Linked DNA regions of Homo sapiens: all the other regions are linked to region 1. A link is an interaction called in ENCODE POLR2A ChIA-PET data of the cell type or tissue named here. Cell type or tissue: GM12878. All regions are shown on one strand.

The links. ChIA-PET counts read pairs that join two places held together with the same protein. Peaks named below come from ENCODE experiments on the same cell type or tissue, not always from the same donor. Only the 100,000 strongest peaks of a DNase experiment are listed, where the experiment ranks them.
Region 2: POLR2A ChIA-PET joins it to region 1 with 5 read pairs; 2 of 35 experiments call an interaction of 5 or more read pairs at or near these places.
Region 3: POLR2A ChIA-PET joins it to region 1 with 6 read pairs; 2 of 35 experiments call an interaction of 5 or more read pairs at or near these places.

What each region holds. Positions count from the first base shown.
Region 1 is chr2:206,245,115-206,247,614 of GRCh38, reverse strand. All of the region lies in intron 2 of CMKLR2-AS (CMKLR2 antisense RNA), which reads right to left. Among named protein-coding and RNA genes, the nearest start is that of ZDBF2, 28 kb to the left of the region's middle. In GM12878, no CTCF peak of the experiment used is centred here; DNase peaks (open chromatin) are centred at 1,484 and 2,164; H3K27ac peaks cover 409 bases.
Region 2 is chr2:206,487,648-206,490,147 of GRCh38, reverse strand. The region is part of intron 3 of ADAM23 (ADAM metallopeptidase domain 23); the gene reads right to left. Among named protein-coding and RNA genes, the nearest start is that of ADAM23, 45 kb to the right of the region's middle. In GM12878, no CTCF peak of the experiment used is centred here; no DNase peak of the experiment used is centred here.
Region 3 is chr2:206,137,686-206,140,185 of GRCh38, reverse strand. It overlaps NDUFS1 (NADH:ubiquinone oxidoreductase core subunit S1), which reads left to right. Exons shown (of 19, transcript NM_005006.7): 13 at 1,572-1,701. Among named protein-coding and RNA genes, the nearest start is that of NDUFS1, 21 kb to the left of the region's middle. In GM12878, no CTCF peak of the experiment used is centred here; no DNase peak of the experiment used is centred here.

The DNA of each region.
Region 1 (2,500 bases):
ATGAATACGTTATTTACTGATTGCTTGAGAAAAACATAAAAAGGAAGAGATGTGCATGCTGTAGGAAATTACTGAAGAGCAACCCAATCAATATGAGCAGATTCCACTTGCAATACCTAGAAGACAGCCTCTTTTAAAAAATCAACCTTTATTTATTTAAGGCTGAAACAAATGAGTGTGAATATTCCTGTGAATGAACTCTCTGATTGGAGCCATTGATCACTAAATTACTAGAAGCCCAAGAAATTGCTAAATATTTGAATAAAAAGGTAAAATGGCTGAATACTTGCTACAATCATTTTTTTCTCTCTGTTTTTAATACATTTCTGAGGAAATCTCAAAATGCCACTTATATACAATGTTTGGGATATTATAATCCCTCCTACAAGATAAGCTGTTTTCAGTGTGTGCCGAAATTCAGCCCTTCCCATCCAACCTCCAAAAATCCAAAAGGAAGACCACGGAGAAACACTGTATTTATATATGAAGTATCATTCCAGAGCAAGGAGCCCCTCCCAGACAAGAAAGGAAGAACCATTTCATTTTACTATCTTCTAAAATTTTCCCAGCTTCTTTAGTGCATATAAAGAACCATAAATAAGTATGCATGTATATGTGTGTTAATAATGATAAAATCATTCCAGAGGTAGATGATTTTACTTTGTATAATGTTAAAGAAATGAAAGTCTCATTGGGGCAGAATGACAGATAGAAAGGCCATGTTTAATGTTATCAATATAGTTGGGTGATAGAATAAATAATTTATATCAACATGACATTTTCCATATGGTAACCAAAAATTTATTTGACTAAGCTTTTATCTCCTGAACTTGCTGGCGGCTTTGGAATTAAAGAGAAAATCAGCCGGGCACGGTGGCTCACTCCTGTAATCCCAGCACTTTGGGAGGCCAAGGGTGGGGGTGTGGATCACAAGGTCAGGAGTTCAAGACCAGCCTGGCCAAGATGGTGAAACCCTGTCTCTACTAAAAAATACAAAAATTAGCTGGGCGTGGTGGTGGGCGCCTGTAATCCCAGCTACTTGGGAGGCTGAGGCAGGAGAATGGCTTGAACCCGGGAGGCGGAGGTTGTACTGAGCCGAGATTGCACCATTGAGCTTTAGCCTGGGCAACAGAGCAAGACTCTGTCTCAAAAAAAAAAAAAAAAAAAAAAAGAGAGAGAAAATCGCCAGCTCTTCTAAAGGGTAAGTGGTATTTTTAGATGTTACTTCCCTAAATGAACTCTTCCCTGCCTCTACAAACCTATGCCCCAGCCTAAATCAGGGCCCCTGCTCTAAACTTCTCACTTAGAGCAACTATTATTATGTATGGGGAGGCTTATTTCATGAATGTCTGTCTCTGCCACCAGCCTGTGGTTTTGCTTACCTTCATACTCCCAGAGCCTAGCACAGTGCCTGGCAAACAGTAAGGCTCAATAGTATTTATTGAAGGAAAGACTATTCAGTAAGTTTGGATAAAGGCATTCATGTGCCTGGGCATCTTGGCAATAACTACTTTGTGTGAGAACACAAACGTGAACTGGAGAAAAGAATTTAAGTCTTAATTATCATCAAATCTGTTAAATCTATTAGTTCCTGTTTCAGTTCCTCTTTTCTTTTTTTTTTTTTTTTTTTTGAGATGGAGTCTCACTCTGTCACCCAGGCTGGAGTGCAGTGGCGCGATCTCGGCTCACTGCAAGCTCTGCCTCCTGGGTTCATGCCATTCTCCTGTCTCAGCCTCCCGAGTAGCTGGGAGTACAGGCACCTGCCAACTGCCCGCCACCACGCCTGGCTAATTTTTTTGTATTTTTAGTAGAGACGGGGTTTCACTGTGTTAGCCAGGATGGTCTCGATCCCCTGATCTCATGATTCACCTGCCTCGGCCTCCCAAAATGCTGGGATTACAGGCCTGAGCCGGATTACAGGCCTGAGCCACAGCGCCCAGCCCTTTTTTTTTTTTTTTTTTTTTTTAATCAAAAGCGTTAAAAGAATGTTGAGTACCTAGAAAAGCCAGCCCCACTCCTGAGAGGTATGTTCAATCTGTTCAGTCACTTCCTTAGACCAGCACTTTTGATTGATAACAGGTCTCATTTCCAGGGAAAGATGATGAGATTTTTCTCTAAACTACTACGAGGAGTTCACTATAGTTCACTAGAAACCATTGTCACTGTCATGTGTTGCTTATCATTAAAACCAGTTGACCTAACTCCACTCAAAGGAAGCAAGTACCAACCACATCTAATTATGTAAATAGCACTTAACACATACAGTAATACTCAGCATTTCCTGAGTACTTGTTAAGTACAGTACAATGCTAAGCAACTTCATGTGCATTGTCACATTTAACTCTCACAAGAATCCTGGGAGGTACTGTTATTATTTCCACAAGGCTAAAAGAGCTTTGGCCCTTAGCAAAAGTGGTGAAGACCAGACTAAACATCTGGGTTTGTCTGACCTCAGGGCCTTCCTTCTTAACCCCTGTACACACAGTCTCTCTGCGTAATC
Region 2 (2,500 bases), 240 kb before region 1:
TCCAACACACTAGTGTCTGTGTCCAAACTTTCTCTTTTCATGACAATAGTAATATTAAATTAAGGGCCACCCAAAAGATTTCATTTTAACTTAATTACCTTTTTAAAGACTTCATTCCAAATATAGTTACATTCTTAGGTACTAGGGGTTAGAACTTCAACGTACGAATGCAGAGTGGGAGACACACAGAGCATAACAGATGGTTCTACTCAACAAACAGCATTATTTTCAATCCTATTTGGGACCTTCCGTGTTTTCCTCATATAGTTACAAATTGACCAAAATAATTCCACTCTTTTTCTCACTTAATGTGAACAGATATGCAATCATCAGAATTAGGTTCAGCTCACTTGCAAATTGGTAGTCCAGTGCTGTGACCACAGCAGCCACGGTGAAGGAGACTCCAAGCAGACAGCCCATGCTGGAGTCCCTGCATGTGACTGAATCTCGCCAGCCCGCATGTTACTCAGCAGTAAAATGGGGATAATCACATCTTCCTCACAGGGTTATCAAAGGAACTTAAATAGGAGACTATGGGTACACATAGGGCTTGGCACAGTGTCTATCACCATAATAGAAAGCCTTCCTTCTGCAGATCTCTTGAAACTGGGAAGTAAAGCATTTAACCTTCGAGTTAGCAGCATCATAAACCCCGAGACTCCTGAAATGGAAAGCAATGTTCACATAGTCTCCTCTAATTCCTTCGGACTAAGGCCCAGAGTGTGTGACCAGCTCTCTGAAGCAGAGGTGAAATTGGAAGTCTTGACTCCAAATTCCTAAGGCCAGTGCCTTCCCTGATTCCCTCTCTCAGATGTGTAAGAGAAATGACAGCAGTGAGCATGATGGGCTGCTAGTTGGAGAGAAAAAGGCCAGCAATGACACAAAAGGCCTGCCAATCTGGATTCAGGAATCACAAAAATTTAGAAACCAAGACGTAAGACAGCAACACCACAGCTCAGGCTGGTATAGGTCAAGGTGCCTCAAGCTGTCCCCAGCCACAGCTCCTGACTCCTGTCCTGGTCTTACTCGACCACAAGAGAAAAATGAGGCAGGAGGCCTGTTTCTTCTCCACATGTTCCTTCTTACAACCATATTTAAGTTCAATCTCCAAATCCGCAGAGCTGAAAAAAACATTTAGCCAAATAAAGCTGAATATCCCCCTTAGGATCCAGGGACTCCCACCAGGCAGTTTGCCTTCTGTTTGCAGCTTGGTAATTCAGGTTCTTTAAGAGAGGGGGCCTCACCAGTCCTGACTCACCCCAGGAGTTTGGTGCTTTTGGGCTTCCACACCTCTGCCTGCCACTTCCTGTGGAGTCTGCGTCTTTCTCCTTCCCACACCTTTCAAAGTCTAAAGCACCTGCTATGGGCTCCACTGGGCCCTGCCACTATGCCCTTGGCATTCACTTCCACACACTGAAGGCAGCTGACTGGAACTGCCTGAGACCCTGGGCCTGAGGGCTTTGTACTCTACCCAGGAGGAGGTAGTAAAGTGTTACTGCCCCAAGAAACAGACTTCAGCCAACAACAGCCTGGCAGTTAGTGGACAAAACTCTAGCTCCCTGCCTCTAGGTGGGATAACTCTCTGGCATGAGTCCACAGACTCCCAGAGCTCTCAGTGAGAATCCCAGCTGCCCAGAGGAGTAAACAGCTTGAGAACTCACCCTTTCCTAGCTCCTCCCTCCTTGTCTCAGGGTCTGCTACCAGGGGACCCAAAACCAAGGCAGCCTCCTGTAGGAGTCCCATGGAATCCCACCTTCCCCAGAAAACCTTCCCTCATCACCAAGATCTCTCAAGTCACTTTCTATCATGTTTTAACACTATTCGTGTACACTGTAATCTCATTTCTCTACCACAGGCTCTTGAAGACGAGAAATTCTTTCATACAGCTCTGAATTCCCCCGTGTTGCTCAGCACAGTGTCTTACGCAAACGAGAAGCTCAATAAATGTTTGTTGACTGAATGAAGAATGAATTAACCATGTCAGTCAGCAAGAAGGTTGGGCTCTGTATTTAAGCTAACTGAAACTATATCAGTGTAGCTGTCTGCTTCTTTCCAAAACACAGCGTGAACTGCTTTTAACGAGCAAAGTACTGCCTGCATGTATTTCTTTAAATCAGCATTTTCTAGATATTCATCTTAAATCAAACACCTCTGATTCCCAGAAAATCAGAATAAAGATTGTTTTCCTAAATCCGAAACTACCTTACTCTCCAAGTTTTGGGTCTACTCCTCAGTTTTTGGAGTCAGCCACCCAATGTGGATGTCTTACACTGATTTCACCCGGAGTTCTCCCTGGGCATCATTCAAGATGAATGTACAAAGACATGTCACATCACCACACTCTCTCGCTGGAGTAGCGTTCTATTAAGAAGGAACATAATGCTGCCTTTTTAACCAAGAAGGCATTACCCTTGATGCATCCTAAGAATTCTTTCCTCTCTGCATCGGGCAGGGGCTAAAAGAAGCACAGGGATTTCACTTCACAATAAACAGGACAGCA
Region 3 (2,500 bases), 110 kb after region 1:
TTTTGTAGAGACAGGATCTCCCTATGTTGCCCAGGCTGGTCTTGAACTCCTGAGCTCAAGTGTTCCTCCTGCCTTGGCCTCTGAAAGTGCTGGGAGTAATAGACATAAGCCACTGCATCCAGCCAGAAATTTAGTTTTGATACAATATTATTTCATAAGCCTACGTTTATATTTAAATTTCATTGATTTTTTTTTTCATAATTTCTTTTATAGCAATTTTTTTGTTTCCTCAGGATCCATTCTGGAGTCATACATTACAATTAGTTTCATGACTCTTCTGGTCCCTTTTTTGACTTTTTTTTTTTTTTTTTTTTAAGAACACAAGCCAGTTATTTTCTAGCATGCTTTCTGTCTTTTAAATTTACATCTTAGAGATTTATAAAGAGGGTAACCATATAGTTTATTGTCTAAACTACGGGAGTGAAAGAGGGAATTAATAATTACATCAGGATAACAGGGAAAAAAAAAAGCATTATCTCAGACAAACCAGACTATATAGTCATTGCACTTATGACTTTTTGGAGGAACTGGAGCCATAGTTCCCTGCTGTGGAGAATAAATGTCAATAACATGGTATATTTTCATGAATTATGAAAATGTTTAAATATCCTTAATGGATAATTAAGAGATAATTGACCCTGTCATGTAAATACTGCAAAATAAAAATTACAGATTAATTCTAAAATTAAAATTTTTTTAGGCCGGGCACAGTGGCTCATGCTTATAATCCCAGCACTCTGGGAGGCTGAGGCGGGTGGATCACCTGAGGTCAGGAGTTCAAGACCAGTCTGGCCAACATGGTGAAAGCCTGCCTTCTACTAAAAATACAAAAATTAGCTGGGCGTAGAGGCAGGTGCCTGTAATCCCAGCTACTCCGGAGGGTGAGGCAGGAAAATTGCTGGAACCCGGGAGGTGGAGCTTGCAGTGAGTCGAGATTGCGCCACAGCACTCCAGCCTGGGTGACAGAGTGAGACTCTCTCTCAAAAATAAATAAATTAATAAATAAATAACTTTTATAGCTGGCTTACTAGCATTTCTTTCTTTTTTTTTTTTTTAAATTTTTTATTTTGAGGTGGAGTTTTGCTCTTGTTACCCAGGCTGGAGTGCAGTGGCCCGATCTCAGCTCGCTGCAACCTCTACCTCCTGGGTTCAAGCGATTCTCCTGCCTCAGCCTCCCAAGTAGCTGGGACTACAGGCATGCGCTACCATGTCCAGCTAATACTGTATTTTTAGAAGAGATGGGGTTTCACCATGTTGGTCAGGCTGGTTTCAAACTCCTGACCTCAATTAATCCACCTGCCTTAGCCTCCTAAAGTGTTGGGATTTACAGGTGTGAGCCACTGCGCCTGGTCTGGATAGCATTTCTACACAGCAAATTAAATCACTGAATTGCCTTGGCATGCCTTTTTGCAACACTGTTTTGAAAGGTACGTAGTAAATCATATCTGTTAAATGTATTGTCTGTGCTTTTAACATTTTGTAATAGTAAATAGATGTATCACTTAGGATTGATGAGACCAGTAACTGCTTAGCTTAGTTATTTACTTCTTAAAATGTTGTTTTTATTTCAGCTGGCTGCATAATGACTTAAAAGTGGCCCTTATAGGCAGTCCAGTGGACCTCACTTACACATATGACCACCTGGGAGACTCCCCCAAAATTCTTCAAGACATTGCTTCGGGAAGCCATCCATTTAGCCAGGTGCTCTCAACTTATGTGTATCTACTCTTGTTGATTTTTAATTATTATTATTTAAACTTAACTGTTTTTGTAATAATCCTATGTAAGTGTTAAAACTTACACCAGGTTGGGCGCGGTGGCTCACGCCTGTAATCCCAGCACTTTGGGAGTCCGAGGCAGGTGGATCACCTGAGGTCAGGAGTTCAAGACCAGACTGGGCAACACGGTGAAACCCTGTCTCTACTAAAATACAAACCAAAGTTAGCGTGCGCCTGTAGTATCAGCTACTTGGGAGGCTGAAGCAGGAGAATTGCTTGAACCCAGGAGGCGGAGGTTGCAGTGAGCCAAGATTGTGCCACTGCACTCCAGCCTGGGCAACAGAGCGAGACTCTGTCCCACCCCCAAAAAAACTTACACCAATACAGAAAAGAACATGAGGAAGAAAGTAAAACATTACCTAAAATTCCACCACCCCAAAACAGGTATTGATAAAACATCATAATCTCTCCATTTATGTAGAGAGCAAAGCAAGATGGATGAATAGTCAAACAAAAATGAGATCATACTGTACATGCAGTTTTTATTTGCCAGAGTTTAATTTTCTTGAAATTATCTGAAAAGAAATCAAAGTAAACCTGAAAGAATTGCACTTTTAACTTCATTTAAATCTTTCTTTATTACAAAAGGAGTTATTCCTTAAAATTTTACCAGTCCTTCTATTTTTGTTTCTGAGGTACATGTTTTTTTCATTTGAGTTCTTTCTTTAATTCATTTTGTTGTTGGCTTTATTGTTTTGCTTTTCCCCAAAGGTGGCTCATGG